Regions from separate parts of the Mus musculus genome. Here region 2 is linked to region 1. The links are chromatin loops, found by intact Hi-C in ENCODE. Cell type or tissue: heart. All regions are shown on one strand. Each heading gives the region's core, and the rest is flanking DNA. Links, peaks and the distances in the headings are about the cores only. Region 1 has its middle 43 kb from the start of Fam3b. Region 2 has its middle 31 kb from the start of Fam3b.

Region 1 (9,525 bases), core at 971-8,970:
CCAAACTGGGAAGGGACCTGTTTCTACCCTTGAAGTTCCTGGGCCCATAGCCTAGCAAAGCAATAGGCACTGATCTCTCACCACTGCCTCTGGGGAGGGCCACTCCAGACAGTGCTTCCAGCACAGAGCTCTTCCCAGAACTCTGGTCCCCAATGACAGCGATGGCAGGCAGGGCCAGGTCCTGCTCCACACCCAGAGCCCTCAGGGTGTCGATGAGGTCAATACAGGGCCGCACCTTCTCCTCATAGTGCCTGCACAGATTATTCACAGAATCCTAGATGAGGGGAAAGCAAGAGTGAGGTCATGCTCCACTGGAAATGCTCCAGCAATAACCACTGAGTTCATTCCCTTGATAGGGCACTTAAAGAGAGACCACTATCCCTACAAAACACGACACAGATGAGAGAACAGAGAGTTGGTGTACTGGCTGGTTTTGTGTGTCAACTTGACACTGAAAGAAAATAAAACTTGAGACCTGTGATTCATGTAATTTATGTCAAATAGCCCAAAGAGTTTTTTGTGAGCTTTGAAACCTGGAGCTGAGAACATAGCAGAACAGGCCAGACATGCCCAGGCAGGCCAGTCATTAAGACATTCCTGAGGCTGCTTAGCCATAAAGATAAAGAGAATGACATGCCAGACTGGCCCGGTGCCTCCCTATCTCCCGCCCTTCTGACCTAAGTTAAATGTTAACAGTCTGCTGATGTTTAAATGAACCAATCATATGAAACTGCGCCAATTCCTCCCCCAGCCCCTTTTCTATAAAAACCCCTAGCTTCCAAGCCTCGTGGTCGAATCCACTGTCTCCTGTGTGAGATATGTTTCGACCCGGAGCTCTGCCGTTAAACTACCTCGTGTTTTTACATCAAGGCGTTCTATTCTGTTCGTGATTCTTGGGTGCACGCCGAATCGGGAGTTGAGTGGGGGTTTCCCCACTAGGTTCTTTCAACACAAGCTGGAGTTATCACAGAGAAAGGAGCTTCAGTTGAGGAAATGCCTCCACGAGATCCAGTTGTAAGGCATTTTCTCAATTAGTGATTAAGGGGGGAGGTCCCCTTGTGGATGGTACCATCCCTGGGCTGGTAGTCTTGGTTCTATAAGAAAGCAAGCTGAGCAAGCCAGGAGAAGCAAGCCAGTAAATAGCATCCCTCCATAGCCTCTGCATCAGCTCCTGCTTCCTGGCCTGCTTCAGTTTCAGTCCTGACTTCCTTTGGTGATGAACAGCAATGTGGAAGTATAAGCTGAGTAAACCCTTTCCTCCCCAACTTGCTTCTTGGTCATGATGTTTGTGCAGGAATAGAAACCCTAAGACAGTTGGAGAGTTTAGTAACAAAGCCAAAATGTGACAGCCAGTTTGGGATCCAAACTATTGCCTACTCTTAATTTTTCCTCTCTGTGCTGCTTTCATGAAATTACACATATAATGATTAAATATACACAGTTTTTTTCAGATATACAAACCCAAACAAATTCAGCCCCAGCACACCAGCACTGCAGGAACTGTGAAAGGCATTCTGTGTGCAAAGGGAAAATGACATGAGAAAAATCCTGAATTCATACAGTACACTGAATACCACACGTGGTGACTGCTTTAGTTTTTTTTTTTTTATGAATTTACCATCCTTAAGTGATACCTAAACACAAACAACAGCAATGCATTGTGGGGGTTTGACCATGACAGATAGAAGCTGACAACACATGGAATCATATTGCTATTAATTATACCTCCTACACATTAAGTGGTATTGTGTCATTTAGAGGTTCTATATCCCTATCAAGTTAAAGACGTACAGTATAAACACCAAAAAAGCAAACAGTCAACAGAGAGCATGAACTGCATTCACAAAATATAGTGTTTAAGTAGGGTGGTGGTGTCAGTGGTGGCACATACCTTTAATCCCAGCCACAGCACTTGAGAGGCAGAGGCAGGTAGATCTCTCTGGGATTAAGGCCACCCTGGTCTACAGAGCGAATTTCAGGGCATCCAGGGCTACACAGTATCAAAAAACAAGCAAACAAACTAACTAACTAACTATAGATAGATAGATAGATAGATAGATAGATAGATAGATAGATAGATAGATAGATACATACATACATACATACATACATACATAAATCTTGTTTAATCAAAAAGGTAAAGAATATCAGGAAAAGGGGGAAATAGAAACTTAACACAGAAAGCAGGCAACACTGTGTTCTCAACCAACAACAGCACATCATTTTAAATATAAATGGCTTAAATTCTGCTCCTACAGGTAAAATGTTTCTGAAAGAACCACAAAGAGGGAGGATGGCAGCATCTAGTCCTAAGATGTTGAAAAACTGCAGCAAGAGAGTATGGTATTTCACAAAAAAGAACAGGCCATTAATGGAGCAGACTACATCGCCCTGAAAGTCCCCACATGAAACGGGTATAGACAAGGTGCAAAGGCAATATGAAGGAAGTAAAGACTTTCTGTTGGGCAAAACTGTTGTATACTTAAGAGAAAAAGAATCACACCTCTAAGTCATAAAAATGAATTCATGACCAATCACAGACTTTAGTGGAAAAGTCATAAAACTGTCTTATTTATTACTGCAATGATAAAACACCAACCAAAAGCAACTTGGAGATGAAGGGGGTTACTGAAGCTTACAACTCTCAGATCATGTTCTATCACTAAGTCAGGGCAGGAACTCAAGACAGAAACCTTGAGGTAGAAACTGAAGCAGAGGCCGTGTTGAAGTTCTGCTTACTTGTTCACCTGCTTTCTTACAGAACCCTGGACCACTAGCCCAAAGGGTTGCACTGCCCACAGAGAGCTGGGCTCTCCCACATCAGTCATCAGTCAAAAAAGTTCACCACAAGCTTGCCACAGGCCTCTGATGGGGCATTTTCTCAATTGAATTCAGTCTTCTCAGATGATTCTAGTTTGTGTCAAGTTGACTTCAAATTAGCTAGCACAGCCCTGCTTTCATAGATCCAAGGCAAAATTAATAAAAGAACTTATCAATAAATACAACTTCATGATAATTAAACACTTGCTCGAAAAAAATTCAAAGAGAAGCCACAGTCAAAGAGTAAATATTTATAAAACATCTATCTGAGCAAAGATTTGTACCTGAATATATAATAAGCATTCAACATTCAACAATAAAGAAAATTTATCACATGGCTTCTCCAGGGAGGGAATATCACAATAAGAACTCACAGGGAAGGCTGGAGAGTGAACCATGCAAGGAAGGAATAATATATCACACCCAGGACTCTGCCAGTCCCTAGTAACCCCCTAGTTTCCAAGACCATGATGGCAACTAACAACATTCAGTGAAGGAGAAAGATGGGCTGTTGTTCTCACCTTGGCCCAAGCAAAGTAAGCAGCTGACCAAGATCTCCATCTTGCCTCAGAAACTCAAGAAAGCCACTCCATCAGAGAAGGAACAGTCTTTATTCCTCTCTAGCATTCCACATGCACTCATAACTGTAGGCCCCACCCTCTTCTCAGGTGGACACAGCTCATATCCTGTAGAGAGTGACTTTAAATAGCAGCTCACCATTGTCTGGCTCTCCTCAGAGGTATCAGGATGTTTACTTGGTATCCAGTGACTGGATGAAGAAATCAGCTCTTTCCTTCTGACGTTCTTAAGAACTCATCTTTGTATGTTTTCCAGGAGGATTCCAGTTGGATATAACAGGTTTGATTCAGAAGAATCTGGAAGCCTTGCCACTGGGGTCAGGCACTTGACTAAGAAACATATGGGAGACACCAATATCTGAAACTGCCTCACCTTCTCTGTCCATCCCAGGGGTCTGTGCTTCCTGCAGTACCCATCATTCCCTCTTCTAGAAGAGGAGGATGCATTCTGTGTATGCATTGGGAGGGTGATCACAAAAGAGGAGTGATTCTAAAGCCACTCACAGAGTCTGTCACTCTAGAAATTTCCTTCAGACACAACTCTTACCTCCCCTGCCTTTGAAATGCCTCCTATTTCCAGAAGATCTCAGGCTCTAGAATGAAGACTCCTTTGACCCTCATCTGTTGTCCCATGGCTGCTTTAGTTGGTCTTATGACACCATTAGGTCCCCAGGGCTTGTGACCCATGACAAAGGGTTACATGTGGCCAGTCTACAACACGATTTGGGGGCATCTTGTTTGTTTTTGATTCTCTGCTGTGAAGCACTGGGTTCTGTCTGCAAACTACAAGTGTGTGCAACTCTGATGAGTCACCTCTGAGACATAATGGATCCCATAGGCAAAGCAACCTCAAGGGTCATACCTACTTCTGCCTACTCAGTGCCCAGGAAGCCAGCTACACTTTCAATCTAAAGTGAGCTTCTCTAGCCATCTAGATCTTGTTCCAATCAAGGGGAAGAGACCCTGGCTTCAGCACGACACCATTTGTGGTGAACACACAGGGCCTGCATTTCTGCAGCTTCTCCTAATTCTTTCCCTCTGCAGATCTCATTGCACAGAGACCATCAGGGCACCCCCACAGCATTTCATGCAGGTCTCTGCCTCATTTAAAGGTCAGGGTCCAGCACATCACAAGCATGCTGGGTTCTAGACATCCTGCTCAGGCAGGCTTGTGCCAATTCCTGCTGTACTTGGAGGTGGTTTGCTATGCTTCCACTCTACAGTAGACAGTGGGCATTTGCCAATGGTACTCTTGTGCCATATACCATCTATTCTGGACAAAGCTCCCCCTGGCAGGACTCCTCTGTTGGGAATAAATCCTTAGCACAGTGAGAAACAGAACCAGCATGAGGGTAGAATCCAGTTCCTTTCACTGTCAGGACCCCTAAACACCCACTACCATGCCTGTCCAGAATCTGAGATGCTAAGAGTGGGAGCCTTCCCAGGTCCATCAGGGTGTTAAAGTGGCCACAGAGAGGCTCAAAAGCCACTTTCCTCTCCAGGGTTCCTGCCCTCCATGGCCCCTGCAGTTGAGCCTTTGAGAATGGAAGGTCTGAGGGACACCTGCACTCTGAGCAGAGGTAGGTCTTCAGACCACCCAGAGCATGTCCTGTCTAGGGACCAGGAAGTCCCTGGACAGATGCATTTCTCTACACAGATCCTCTGCCAGCCTTCCCAGCAGGGTCCCCAAAGCAGGCTCCTGTCTGCACTTCAAAGCCTGCTCCTGGGTCACCTGGCTTCCCTTAACAAGAGATCTCCATCTGATTTCTCATGGACACCTGGAACTTCTTATCTACTAGGCCTTAGCCCCAGATCCAGGAGGCCCTGGAACCCCATCCTCTCCTGTTGCCTCCTAGCAGAGATAATTGCGGTTTGGGGAGCAATTTCAGACTGCCCCCACAATCAGCAGCTGGGTGGAGCACTGTGTCTAGCCTAGAAGCTCCACCTGTGCTGACAATGACCCCTTTATTTTAATAGCACCCAGAAATGTCCCACAGTGCCCTCCCCCCAGGATCCACAAGGAATCCAGAGGCATCCTTGCCCTGAGCTATGGGGTGTCCTCTAGGCCTGGGTGATACTCACCAGTCTCCTGCTTAGTGACAGAGTGCTTGGCTTTCTGGGCTCCAGTGTCTTTAAACAGTGCTGGCTTCACTCCTTCCCAGGGAGAATCAAAGCTTAAAGAGATTGCCTGAGTTCACCCATGTCTACAAAGAACCCTTAGAAGGTATCCTCTATCCCTGCACAGAATCCTGTGCAATACTCACCACTCCAGGCTTGAAGAGAGAGTGTGCAGCTGCCAGGGCTCAGACCTCTTTAAATAGTGCTGGCTCCACCCCTTCCAGAGGAGAATTGAAACCGTGAAAAAGCCTGAGCTTGCTGTGCCCACACCCCCACCACATATGAAAGGAGCTCAGAAACGAAACTCACCCTGAGGGGCCTTGGCTTGGTACTGAGGTTGGGAAATCGATATTGTAGGCTCAGCCCACCAAGACACATGCAGTATGGACACCAGTTCAGATGGCTGCCTGCTTTCCCAGGACCCTTCCAGCTCTGTGCTGAGCCTTCAGCCTGACCTCCTCTCAGTTGAACACAACCTAGACTAACTTTCTCTTTTCACTGGATTCTTCCAGCTACACTAGGAAGGGTCAGAGACAAACCATACCAGAATCACTGAGGAGCCCTGCCAGCCCTTCTGGGTCCCTTGTGACTACAGGTTTAGAGGTCTGAGCACACTGCTACTGCAGGGCTGGTGGGGGTGAGAAGTGCTGGCCTTCTGGGGCCTGCTGCACCTTGCCCTTCTCTCCAGAGGAGAGCCCTGCTCTGCAGAGAACATCCCCCAGCTCAGGGAAGTCAGTGTCTGTCCTCCTCAGAGCCCTTAGACTTGCTTGCTGCAGCCCTTTCCCTGGGCTGCCTGACCTGGGAACTGGCGGGACAGACACCAGGCTGCTCTTCTGACCCTGTCATGCGGTCTTGACCTCTGCCCTAAGGTTGTCTGTGCCCAGCGCTGTTGTGCCTAGGCTGCTGGTTCTGGTGTAGAACCAAGCATGGTTTCTGTGGCTCAAGAAGGCTTGGAGAATGGGGAAGGCAGACTCAGTGACCTCCACATCTCCAAGTACTGAGCTAAGCCCTTCTCTTCTCCTCCATCCTCTTCTTCCACTCCCTTTTGCATTTCCCAGTCACCTCAGACTCTGGTTTCCGTTTCATTTCTCTTTGGCTCTTAGAAATTCAATTCAGTGTTATGCTGAGAAATAGAATATCATGCAGGACTCAGGCCAAAAAAAAAGAGTCGGGGAAATAGATCCAGGATCAGAGGGTAGTAGTTTAGAAAGGTAATAGTAATACCTGGAGTGAGGGACAAATGAGTGACCAGAGAGCAGGGCTGGGAGGAGACTCTGGAAAGGATGTGTTGAGGAAAAGGAACCCTGGATATAGGGAAAGAACTGGGCTGGACTGGGATCAGTGGGTGATAGACTTGGGGTTGACAGAGTGAGGACCTTGCATGCTCACTGACATCCTAGAGAAGCCTACAAGCTGTTTTACTGACACCTAGCTTGAAAGAACTGCAGAGCAGCCCCAGCCTCCACCTTGGAAGCTCGGTCTTAGTCTGTGCTGAGGTGACATGCTGCAAGGAGATCTGACTTAAACCCCAGGGTAAGAGACCAGGATACACAGGCCACAGAGAAAAGATGGGGCCCAAGCCCTGGCTACTGGTATCACCCTGAGGTAGGCTGGGATTTTGGTTCTGAGAGCCAGTAGAGATGGGTCTTACATATGGTGCCCACTCTGGCCAGTCTGCTTGCTCTTCAGAGCTCCTAACCTGTTTTTCCTTCCTTTCTTTCTGCTTCTCCTATGAGGACCATTCTGTTTTCCATGTCTTGGATGCTGCATCTGAAAACAGGTGCCACTTCAGTCCCCAGCATAGCCAGCACCACCACCTGTCCTGCCTTCCTTCCAAAGTGAGGCCTCAGGTGCTTAAAAGGGATTCTGGGGGTCAGTGATATGACTCAGCAAGTAAAGACATTTGCTACACCAGCCCTGCCAACCTAAGTATGGCCCCCGAGGCCACATGGTGGAAGGACAAAGCAGTATCCCAAAGTCTTCTCTCACACATGCCCCTTGTCTATCTCTAGACACAGGACAAAGAGGGTCCTTTAGCTAGTGACTGCCAAGCACAAGAGACTGGAAAACAGCACCAGGTGGGGCAGTGAGGGTGAATTAAGATGCCTATCCCTCAATTCCTCATCCTCCTCCTTGGGTCAGGGTCTCACAGTATAGCTCAGGCTGACCTGAAATTCCCATTGTAGAACAGGCCGGCCTCAAACTCACTGCAATCTTCCTGTCTCAGCTTCCTAGTTAGCTCACTCTCTGCCTCATGATCATAGATGAAGGCATGAGCTCTCAACTGTTCTTTTACTCTACCATCATGGCCTGAAACTATGTCAAGTTAAACACTTTCTTTTATACATTGCCTTGGTCAAGGTGTGTTGCCACAGCAATAGAAAAGAAGCCAAGATACTAGCTAAGACTATGTCCCAGACTGGGAACTGAATCTCCAGCTCTCTCTATGTGCACTGGGCCATGCTGACTACAAAGGTACATGGTTCCCTGCAACCAGGAACTGCCAAAATGAAGATAACCCAAACCTTCAGAAAGGGGAATGGATGTGATTGTCTCCATGGCAGCAGCCACCTTTAAGGCCACCTGTCCTTGGGCAGATCTACAACTGGCTGGCAAACAATCCCAGCAATATACATCTATGGGGTCTTGGACACATCTCACCTCTACGTCATCTTCATTTGCTTGAATTCCAGTGTCATATGCACAGTGCCTCTTGACATCTGCACAACAGCAGATGGTAAACACTGAAGTGGAAACTTACGGGTTCTTTGGAAAGTCAATTGTGTTGGATGGTGTTTTGCTGGAGCAAACACATGAAGGAGTGTTTTCCTGAAGGAGTCATAAGTGAAAGACTGAGGCAGACTCATGAAATGTTTCGCTGAAGCAGACACAGGAAAGAGGATGCTCTGCTAAAGCAAGCACTCAAAAGGACACATGATGAAGGATTCTTTGCTAACAACATGCAAGTATTGGTCCACCTTGCATTACATAGTTGAGCTCCATTTGGCAGGACTCTGTGGATTTGGGCTGATTAGATGCATAAGACGTGTGCTGAGGCAAGGACACATGATGTTTGGAGGGTATAAATAGGGCCTGGTGACATGATTGGAGACAGAGCTAGGTTTGCTTATAGAGCTAGCTGTGCAACGCTTGTGGGTCTTGCTTCTTCGCCGATATTTGCTTCCCTGAGAGGGGCACAGTGAAGAACTTCTCCTGGAGTCCATTCCTGGTCCCTCCTGCTGACTCAAGTCAAGGCTGAGGCCTGGCTATCTCTGCTAGGTTGTGCCACCACTGCTGATTCATGTTTGCTATCCTGACTCTATCAAACTGGACAGCTGATGAAGTGTTTTTGGGTGGATGGAGCTGCCACTGCTTGCTAACCTGTGAACTGAACTGCTGATTTTCAGACAACACAGATGGGAGTTGCTCCAGGGAACCTTTCTAGGTCAACTTCCCAGTATCCTTTTTTGTTTTTAAAACAAAGTTTTATTAGATATTTTCTTCATTTACATTCCAAGCCAGTATCCTTTCTTTCTCACTACCTCTAGTGAGTGGTGGGCTAAAAGGGCTGACAGCAACAAAGCTGTCATGAATCAGCCTGTCCTGGGTTGACTCCCAGAGAGAACTCAGCAGCCTCTGGGGCTCTGTCCCAATGTGCTGAGTGACCAGATGTGCAGGGCCGCTGCCCAGCTGCCTGACTCTTCCCAGCTCCAGTTGTTTATCATTTATTATCCATAGCAGCATTTTGTATTTGTGTAAACACTTTGTTTTATTTTGAGACAGTCTTCTTGTGTACCTTGAACTCACAGCAATCCCTGCCTCTATTTCCCAAGTACTGGAATTACAGGTGTGCATTTCAGTGCACAGCTATAAACACTATTTTAAAGCGATTTCACACAGAGATAAAATGTAGCAGAAAGTACAGAACTGTATATGCCATTTCTTCATCCAAGTGCCCACTCCTGTCCTCAGCAGAGAACCTTTAGCTAGCTCAGTGGTAAACCTATAA
Region 2 (9,525 bases), core at 1,006-9,005, 74 kb after region 1:
GGAGCAATTCTGGGTTAAAATTTTGGAGATAGGTGGTGGTCCCATCCCTTAACCGCGGGGCCATGCCTAACCTCTGGATATGGTCTTGACAGGTTCTCCATCCTCTTTGTAGGGTATTTCAGCTCATGTCATCCCCGTGGAGTTCTGGGAGGCTCTTGCTTTCCTGGCATCTGGGACTTTCTGGTTGCTACCCCCAGTTCCCCATCCCCTATTGCTACACACCTCTGTTCAATTTCCTGACTCTCCGTACATCTCCTCCATACCTGATTCCCTCCCTCTTTTTCCCCTTCCCTCCTCACTTCCTCCCAAGTCCCTCCCACCCTCTACTTCCCTTGATTATATTGTTCCCCCTTCTAAGTAGGACTGAAGTAGGGACTGGTCGGTTGATATTGTTGTTCTTCCTGTGGGCTTGCAATCCCCTTCAAAGCCTTCAGTCCTTTCTCTAACTCCTCTATTAGGTGCCCTGCACTCAATCCAATGGCTGCTGGATGCAGCAGGCCACTAAGGACCAAGGTTGGGGGTACAGAGCAGAAAGTGGCTGCTATAGACTTGAGCACCCAGCTGGTTGGGCCAGGTCAAGGTCCAGACAAACACTTTGGGAAAGAATACTCTTCCCTGGAGTGTTACAGTTCGATGAGATAGGCACTCTCAGATGATCTTTGGTGAAATAACTCATGCACTTTATTGCTTGTGAATAGGATCTTATAAACATCTTGGAGTGGGTTGGGATCTAGAGACAGATGCTTTCCATTGGCTTGGTCTGAGAGGTTAGGTGCTTCATCTGCACATGGAAGGACTTCAGGTCCTATGTGACTGATTGTCACAGTCCTCTCAATGGGGCACCTTGGTCATGTGTTCCAAGACAGGAACCTGGTTGGGAGTGGATTTAAGTGCGTACTATTCTCAATTATGAGAATTTCTGGGGCTCATGAATCTGCTCGACCTAACCAGTTTTTCTGTCTGGTGGTACAGTCCAGTGCCCCACAGTTCTCTCATAATCTGCATCCTAGATGGCTTCAAAGCAGCTAGCTCTACGGTCCAGCCTCACAAACTGCTCCAATGTGCCTGCACTTCCCTAACCTGAGAAGGTCCCAGAAAGCCTGGTCAGCAAGTGAAACAGCTTACTCTTCCTAGCCTTGGCCAGCAATCCAGCTTTCTTGGGTCCCTAACAAAGGCACATGAAAGTCAGCAGCAAGTAGTCATAGAAAAGATTACACCTTCTCTTATCATTTATTTATTATTAATAGGAGGCTGGGATGTTAGAGGTGCCCACTAACATGGTCTTAGTTTAGGTTTCTATTGCTATGAAGAGACACCATGACTAAGGTAATTCCTATAAGGGATGACATTTAATTGGGATTGGCTTACAGTTTCAGAGGTTATCATCCTGGCAGGAAGCATGTCAGCATCCAGATAGACATAGTGCAGGAGAATGAGCTGAGAGTTCTACATCTTGGTCCAAAGGCAGCCAGGAGGGGAATCTCTTCCAGGCAGCTAGAAGGAGAGCCTCAAAGCCTATCCCCACAGTAACATACTTCCTCCAACAAGGCCACACCTACTCCAACAAGGCCACACCTCCTCCTAACAGTGCCACTCCCAGGGCCAAGCATATTCAAACCACCACACACATCAAAACAGATGCTGGCTGCCAGGTTCTCCCAGCACCCCTAAGTTTCACCTGTTACAGGGTCCTCTTGGCTGGCATATCCCAGCCCCTATCCTGAACTCTTCAGTCCAGGGCTGGCCTTTCCTCCCCTTCAGGCTCCTTGGCCGCTATATAACTCAGTTATTTTGACTATTCCAGTTTCTTGGCCCAGGCTACCCTTCTCAGTTGGTGGCTCTTCTCCCCTTGTTCCTGCCCCTTTTCTCACATGCCCAGGCTCAGGGTCACATTCACTCTGGACTCTCCCAGATGTCTATGCCTCTAACTGTTCTCTCCCTTTTCTGTACAATAAGCTTTCTCTTCTATCATACCCAGAAGCAGTCATGTCTTTCCTTTTCTTTTTCTTTTTCTTTTTTCTTTCTTTCTTTTTTTTTCCATTAAAGGGGAAGATGGCATTTGTGTTTTAGGGGAAGGAGAAGGGGGGCACTGCCACAATGATACGTCTCAGCTTACACTGGAAATACTGTCCTGGTGAGTCCAAAGTGCCCAGTTTTGTGGACCATGCTTCCACTTTATGGAGTAGGTTTACTGTTATTTTATTTTTTTTCAAAGCCTTCTCTGAAAGGTTGCTTCTTAAATGCTCCAATCTACCTTCTAGCCCACCATCCATCAGAGATGGTGGAAAAGAAAGGATACAGGGAGGTGGACATGTTTAGAAATGGTTCTTTGGAGAAAATCCTATCTGCACTGTCAGAAAGTCAGTAGTTCAATTCACAGGAATCAGCAGCAGCAGCTCTATCCACTTGTAAACACTTCACAAAAATATCAGCAATCTAGTTCAGTAGTGTTGGGATAGCAGCAGCAGTGGTCTGACCTAGCAGAGACAGCCAAGCCTCAGCCAAATCGGCATGAGTCAGTAGCAGGGACTCCCTCCAAACATCATGTGTCCTCCACAGGTGTTGCCTCAGCATGTGAGTCTGACTTAGCAAAACTCCATGTGAGTCTTAGCTGTAAATCACTCTGCCAATCAGCTTGAGTTTGCAGAAGTGGCAAGAAGCCATAGCATATACCATGGCCAAGGCAACTTGTTTTTTGGTGCATTTCTCTCTGTGGAGTTCCAACAAATGGAGCTCAACAATGCAATGTAAGGGGGACCAATGTCACTAGTGAAGAATCCTTTATTACATGTCCTTTCACACGCTTGCTTTAGCAAGACATTCTTTCACCTGTGTCTCCTTAATGTTCCTTCACTTGTTTGCCCCAGCAAAACACCATCCAACACAACTGACTTTTCAAAGAACCCTTAAGTCTCCACTTCAGTTGACATTTGGGCAAAGTATCTGAAAATTACACACACCCCTTTGCTGGTGTTTTAGTTACTTTTCTATCGTTGTAATAAAACACCATGGCCAAGGCAACTTGTAGAAGGAAGGGTTTATTTGGACTTACGGTTTTAGAAGGATAAGAGTCCAGCCTGAGAGGGTAGAGGCCGAAAGCTGGACCAGCAAGTACGCTGAAAGCTTACATCATGAGCTACAAGCACAAAGCAGAATGAACTAGAAATAACATGAGTCATCAAACTCTCAAAGCCTGCCCCAGTGACACATTTCCTTCAGCAAGATCACACCTCCTAAATTATCCAAACAGTGCATGTTCAGTTTGAGCCCAGTTTACCCCCTCCCTACCCCCCATGATCCAGTAAACTCCGTTCCTCCTTCTCTCTCCAGCCCTACCTGTCCACTCAGAAAGCCTCCAATCAAAGAAAAGTCACCAAAAGCCCAGTTCTGCATTCCTGATAGCTATTGTGACCCCCCCCCCCACCGAAGTTGCTAGCCACCCAGATCCCCACCTTATGTGGCCATACCTGGGCACAAACCCAGTCTGTAGCAGACACGTCTTTTTCCTCTTGCTGAGAGCCATTCCCAAATAAACCTGCCCTTTTAAATTTTTAATTTGGCTCGAATTGGCTTATTTCATCCGTGGTGGAGGAAACCTATTAGTGCCGTCAACCGGGCGGGGGTTCCAAGTGTTCAAATGTCCAAGACTATAGGGGACATCTCATCTAAACCACCACAGTGATGACCTGCCTACCTGCTGTGTATTTGGTAAGCATCTCCAGCTGTGTATTTGGTAAGTAGAAAAGATGATTGGGAGAAGCAGGACCTGGTGGTTACCACACCTTCCCTTTCTGTCAGGAAACTGGATGTGAGCTCTGGCTATGGGCTGTCTCCTCCCCCCTCCCCCATCCCTGGCACAGTGCTCTTGTTCCACTACCCTTCCACCCATCCTCTAATACAAATGCAGAGCACACTCTGCATGCATCTGTGCCCTGTCTGCTCTGTCCTCAAGCTTTTCTTCAGTTCAAACACTGCAGAGGCAAGGATAGAACATATGCAGTGCAGGTCGGGGTTTACTCTGCAATTCTTTCAGTCCTAGACACCAGCAAAACTGTGCAGGCTGCTGCAGCATGGCAGCCAGAGTGCAGAATTACTGGCAGCCTTAGGCAGGTGCTTGTCCTACCATCTCCAAGGCCACCGATCCCAGGCAGCCCAGTTCTTTCCCCTGTCTCACACACTCTTCTAGGCCTCTTCCTCTCAGCACTGCTCACTGATAACACCTCTTGCCCCTTCTCCGGGAGCTGTCACTTCCCTGAGGTCACCAGCCCCAGGGATTCCAGCTTCCCTCCAGCTTCCCTCTGGGCTTCTGCCCAGAATCAGGCAGGCACAGGCTGAATTAAGTTCCCCAAGAACCAGAGAAATGAAAGTGAAACTAAGTAGGAGCTGAGCTGAGAAAGGCAACAGGGAGAGAGGGAGAGGGAGGGAGTAGGAGGGAAAGGAGCTAAACAAATCAGAGCACTGGGTGTCATCGTCTGAGGTCACTGAACCTGCCTTTCCCATCATAATGATTTCTAGGGCCAAAGAACATTGTATGCCAGGAACCATGCTTGATCCCACTCCTGTGAGCCACCGGCACGGACCAGGTGCTAGCCACCAAATCTGCCCTCACCCTTGGGGCTGAGGTCAAGACCCTGTGACATGGTCTACTCTAAGAGGACCCTGGTTCCCAGGGCAGGCAGCCCAGGGAAAGGGCTTCAGCAAGCAAGTCTAAGGGCTCTGAGGACAGACACTGACTTCCCTGAGCTGGGGGATGTTCTCTGCAGAGCAGGGCTCTCCTCTGGAGAGAAGGGCAAGGTGCAGCAGGCCCCAGAAGGCCAGCACTTCTCATCCTCACCAGCCCTGCAGCAGCAGTGTGCTCAGACCTCTAAACCTGTAGTCACAAGGGACCCAGAAGGGCTGGCAGGACTCCTCAGTGATTCCTGGTATGGTTTGTCTCTGACCCTTCCTAGTGCAGCTGGAAGAATCCAGTGAAAAGAGAAAGTTAGTCTAGGTTGTGTTCAATTGAGAGGAAGTCAGGCTGAAGGCTCAGCACAGAGCTGGGGAGGGGGATGGTCCTGGGAAAGCAGGCAGCCCTCTAAACTGGTGTCCATACTGCACGTGTCTTGGTGGGCTGAGCCTACAATATCAATTTCCCAACCTCAGGACCCAGCCAAGGCCCCCTTAGGGTGAGTTTCCTTTCTGAGCTCCATTCATGTGTGGTGGGGGTGGGCAGAAAGCTCAGGCTTTTTCTCTAAGTTTCAATTCTCCTCTGGAAGGGGCGGAGCCAGCACTATTTAAAGAGGTCTGAGCCCTGGCAGCTGCACACTCTGTCTCCAAGCCGGGAGGGGTGAGTATTGCACAGGATTCTGTGGAGGGATAGAGGATACCTTCTAAGGCTTCTTTGTAGACACTGGTAAGTACAGCAGGGCATTTGTTGGTGCTGTAACAATAATGGGGACAGTGACAGTTTGTGTGTGGTGTGGGAGGACAGCAAGCTCAGGCAATCTCTCTAAGTTTCCATTCTCCCTGGGAAGGGGTGGAGCCAGCACTGTTTATAGACACTGGAGCCCAGAAAGCCAAGCACTCTGTCACTAAGCAGGAGACTGGTGAGTATCACCCAGGCCTAGAGGACACCCCATAGCTCAGGGCAAGGATGCCTCTGGATTCCTTGTGGATCCTGGGGGGTGGGGTGGGTACTGTGGGACATTTCTCAGTTCTATTAAAATAAGGGGGTCAGTGTCAGCACAGGTTGTTGCGATTATAAAAAGATAAAAAGATATTAAGATTTGTTCTATGAGGGTGTGATGAGATGTGGGGAAAGGGCATATCCCGGCAGGCCCATGCCAAGGCATCCCTTCCCCCTGAAGGACCAGCCACAGGACAGTAGAGTATAGAATATAGTTTATTCAGGACATGGGGAGGGGAGTTAAGAGGGTAGAGGAGGCAGAGAAAGGCAGAGAGAGGAAAAGAGTAGAGAAGTAGAAGCTGGCCATGACCACATGGAGAGAGGGGGAAAGGAAATGGGGACAGACTGGGAGTAAGAGGGCAAGAGGCAAAGGAGAGAAGCTGGAGTAAGAGAGAGAGAGGAGGGGGCAAGCAGCCCCTTTTGTAGTGGGCCAGGCCTACCTGGCTGTTGCCAGGTAACTGTGGGGAGGAGCACTGACTGACTGGGGAGGCTGCTGACTGTTAACTGTGGGGTTGGAGTTTAGACAGAATACTGGTGGAGCTTCTGGGCTAGACACAGTGCTCCACCCAGCTGCTGATTGTGGGAGCAGTCTGAAATAGCTCCCCAAACCGCAATTATCTCTGCTAGGAGGCAACAGGAGAGGATGGGGTCCCAGGGCCTCCTGGATCTGGGGCTAAGGCCTAGTAGATAAGAAGTTCCAGATTCCCTGCTGTCTGGGCCAGGAGTCCATGAGAAATCAGATGGAGGTCTCTTGTTAAGAGGAAGCCAGGTGACCCAGGGGCAGGCTTTGAAGTGCAGACAGCCTGCTTTGGGAACCCTGCTGGAAAGACTGACAGAGGATCTGTGTAGAGAAAAGCATCTGTCCAGGGACTTCCTGGTCCCTAGATAGGACATGCTCTGGGTGGTCTGAAGACCTACCTCTGCTCAGAGTGCAGGTGTCCCTCAGACCTTCCATTCTCAAAGGCTCAACTGCAGGGGACATGGAGGACAGGAACCCTGGAGAAGAAAGGGCTTTTGAGCCTCTCTGTGGTCACTTTAACACCCTGATGGACCTGGGAAGGCTCCCACTCTTGGCATTTTAGAGTTGCTCTGGACAGGCATGGTTAGGGGTTCTGACAGTGAAAGGAGCTGGATTCTGCTCCCATGTTCTTGTTTCCAACTGGGCTGAGGATATATCCCCAACAGGGAGCCCTGCCACAGGGATCTTTTTTAGTATAACTGATAGGTGGCATATAGTGTCCACACAAATGTCCACTACATGCTGTAGAGTAGAAGCAAGCCAGCCATCCCGAGGACAGAAGGAATAGGCACAGGTCTGCCTTTGTAGGAATGCTTAGACCCCGCACACCTGTTTACTTGTGTGTGCCTGACCATGACCTTCAGGTGAGGCATGAACCTGCAAGAAATGTGGTCGTCTCTGTGCGATGTGTTCTGCAGTGGGAAAGAGTCAAGAAGTGGGGAGACAGGAGGCAAGGGTGTCCTGCAGGTCCACTGAAAATTAGGGTTGATCCAGTGTTGGGAGTAGCTTCTACTTGACAGGGCCAAGATCTGGATGGGCTGATGAAGTCACCTCAGGTTGACCGGACAGCTGGCTATCCAGGACACTGAATGTGCAGAAAAAGCTGTGACCTTTCAGGTTTCTCTGCGCCAAAGATACACCAAGTCTCAAAAGCGACTCAGGAGAATTGTACATGCTTGTGATTTGCAAACAGAACACAGGGTTTAGATCCCAGAGAAGGAAACAATGGAACAGACACCTAAGTCTTGGTCACTAGGAATCTTTGGTCATGGGACACAGGCTGGGAGCAGTGATGTCCCTTGATTGTGCAGCAAGACTAATCAAGACAGCCATGGACTAATAGATAAGGCTCAACTGAAGTAAAGGGGTGTTCACTCTGGAGCCTGGGTCCCCTTTAATATATGGTCTTTCCAAAGCTGTGTCTGAAGGATTTTTTTAGACTAACAGACTCCATGAGTGCCTTTAGAATTACTCTCCTTTCATGATCCCCTCCCACATGAGAAACAAACACCCGCCTTTCCAGAAGGACCCTGGGATGGGATGGGAAGGAGAGAGTGGAGGTTGTAATGTTGGTATCTTTGTTGTAAATCCTAGCCAAGGTCCAGAAAATTGTATTCCAGACCTTTTAATTTATAATATTCATTTCCCACAGAGTACCCAACTGAGAGAAGAAATAAAAGATGGTTCTTAGCACAGAAGAAAACACAGGCGTTGATTCAGTCAACTTACCCAGTGGAGAGACTGGCCTAGGAGAGAAAGACCAGGTATGACCCATGTCCATCTGAGGACTGCTCCTTTATGTCATACCCACTGGAGATGGAGAATGCATCCTGGGGTAGGATGCAGATGTGCCTACTGTTATCTTTGCTTGGGCCAAGGCAAGACCAGTGGCCCTCTTGTGCCCTTCACTGAATGTGTCCAGGATTTTATCTTGCTCTGGGAAAGGTAGTATTATTAGGGACTGGCAGGGCCCTGGACAGTGCAATGTTGTCCCCTGTCCATGCCATGGGTGTGTCTCCAGCTACAACCCTTGTTAGGACTCACTGAGACATTACCTCCTGGGAGAAGCCACTTGGTGTCTGTTTTCCTAGAGCTGGGATGCAGTTTTGCTTTGCTTTGAATCAAACCTGATCTCTAGAAGGAGACCCCCTCCCCAGCATAGTCCCAGTCTGACCCAGTCAGCTATCTGACCTTGGGAGTGTCTACCTCCCTTTAGCACTGGGTTTTCTGTTTCCACAGTGGGATCGGCAACATGGCTGTTGAGAGGAGTCAGTACAGCTGATGTTGGTACTCAGAACTGTGTTGTCATTTCCTGTTAGAGACACTGGGATGCCTGGCTGCCTGGCTATGTAGAGCTCAACACTTTTAAAATCAGTATTAACAACAGGGTCAAAGGTCAAAGGCAATGAGAAGGATCAGTGTCTCTCCCTAGATTTGTTTGCATTTCCTTCCTGCCAGGCTACAACCCTCAGAGTGAGGGGCACAAGAAACTCGCACTCAATACATTGGTCAGCTTTTTATTGGTGTGACCAAGTTCCTGACAAAAATCAACTTATAAAGAGGAAAGGTTATTTGGGTTACAGTTTTGGAGATTACATCCCATGCCCATTAGATGCCATTGTTCTACAAAGCTGATATCTAATGGCTGGGAAAGAAAAGAGAGGTAGAAGAGGAAGGCTTGGAGTCCAGGTTCATTTCAAAGCCATGATGCCTATAGATAGTACCCTCCCAGCTGCCCCCAGCTATTCCAATCCATCACCTCCCAAGAACAACCAGTTGGGGACCAAACCTTCACCAGGAGGTCTTTGGGGGATGTTTCAGATCTAAACTCATATACACTCACACTCGCATGCTTTGGGAGCGGCTATCTATGGTTACTTAGCACAATCTCTAGACAGATAGGTAATGAGTTTTTGATTTGGGTGTTTTCAGGCCCACAGTAGCAGCACAGTCTCCTCTTGTAAGAGTCCTAGGGTGGGAGCCACTTGATTTCACAGGCACAGGTATGCTCTGTTAGAGGAGCAAGTGAGACTCTTATACCTCTTGGGGGCAGAGCTGTTGTTAGCAACAAAGCCCTAAAGGACCTGGTGCTGCGGTACTGGGAGCAAGGCCCGGAGTGTAGGGGTACTGTTGTTAAAAATCCTTTCCTAGGGGAGACAACAACATATGCCCCTCCTTCTAAGGTCCTAAGGACAAGCCAAGGTGCAGTTCAACCAGCATTCATAAAGGAACCAATGCATTAATTAGGCTTCCCTGCAGAGCAATGGGTAAGGGTTTACAACATGAATGTGAGTGGTCTTAAAGCAACCACAGTGGAAGGTCTGCACCCAGTGGGGATGAT

Evidence for each region. A loop is a pair of places that touch in the nucleus more often than their neighbours do. Peaks named below come from ENCODE experiments on the same cell type or tissue, not always from the same donor. Only the 100,000 strongest peaks of a DNase experiment are listed, where the experiment ranks them.
Region 2: a loop joins it to region 1, with 2.2 times the contacts of the local background. A loop is called at or near these places in 4 of 42 quality-filtered maps.

The regions. Positions count from the first base shown.
Region 1 is chr16:97,457,219-97,466,743 of GRCm38, forward strand. It overlaps the pseudogene Mx1. Among named protein-coding and RNA genes, the nearest start is that of Fam3b, 43 kb to the right of the region's middle. In heart, for the core only: no CTCF peak of the experiment used is centred there; a DNase peak (open chromatin) is centred at 5,753; H3K27me3 peaks cover 941 bases.
Region 2 is chr16:97,530,782-97,540,306 of GRCm38, forward strand. It overlaps the pseudogene Mx2. Among named protein-coding and RNA genes, the nearest start is that of Fam3b, 31 kb to the left of the region's middle. In heart, for the core only: no CTCF peak of the experiment used is centred there; DNase peaks (open chromatin) are centred at 3,860, 4,360, 5,230 and 5,510; H3K4me3 peaks cover 1,623 bases; H3K27ac peaks cover 3,206 bases.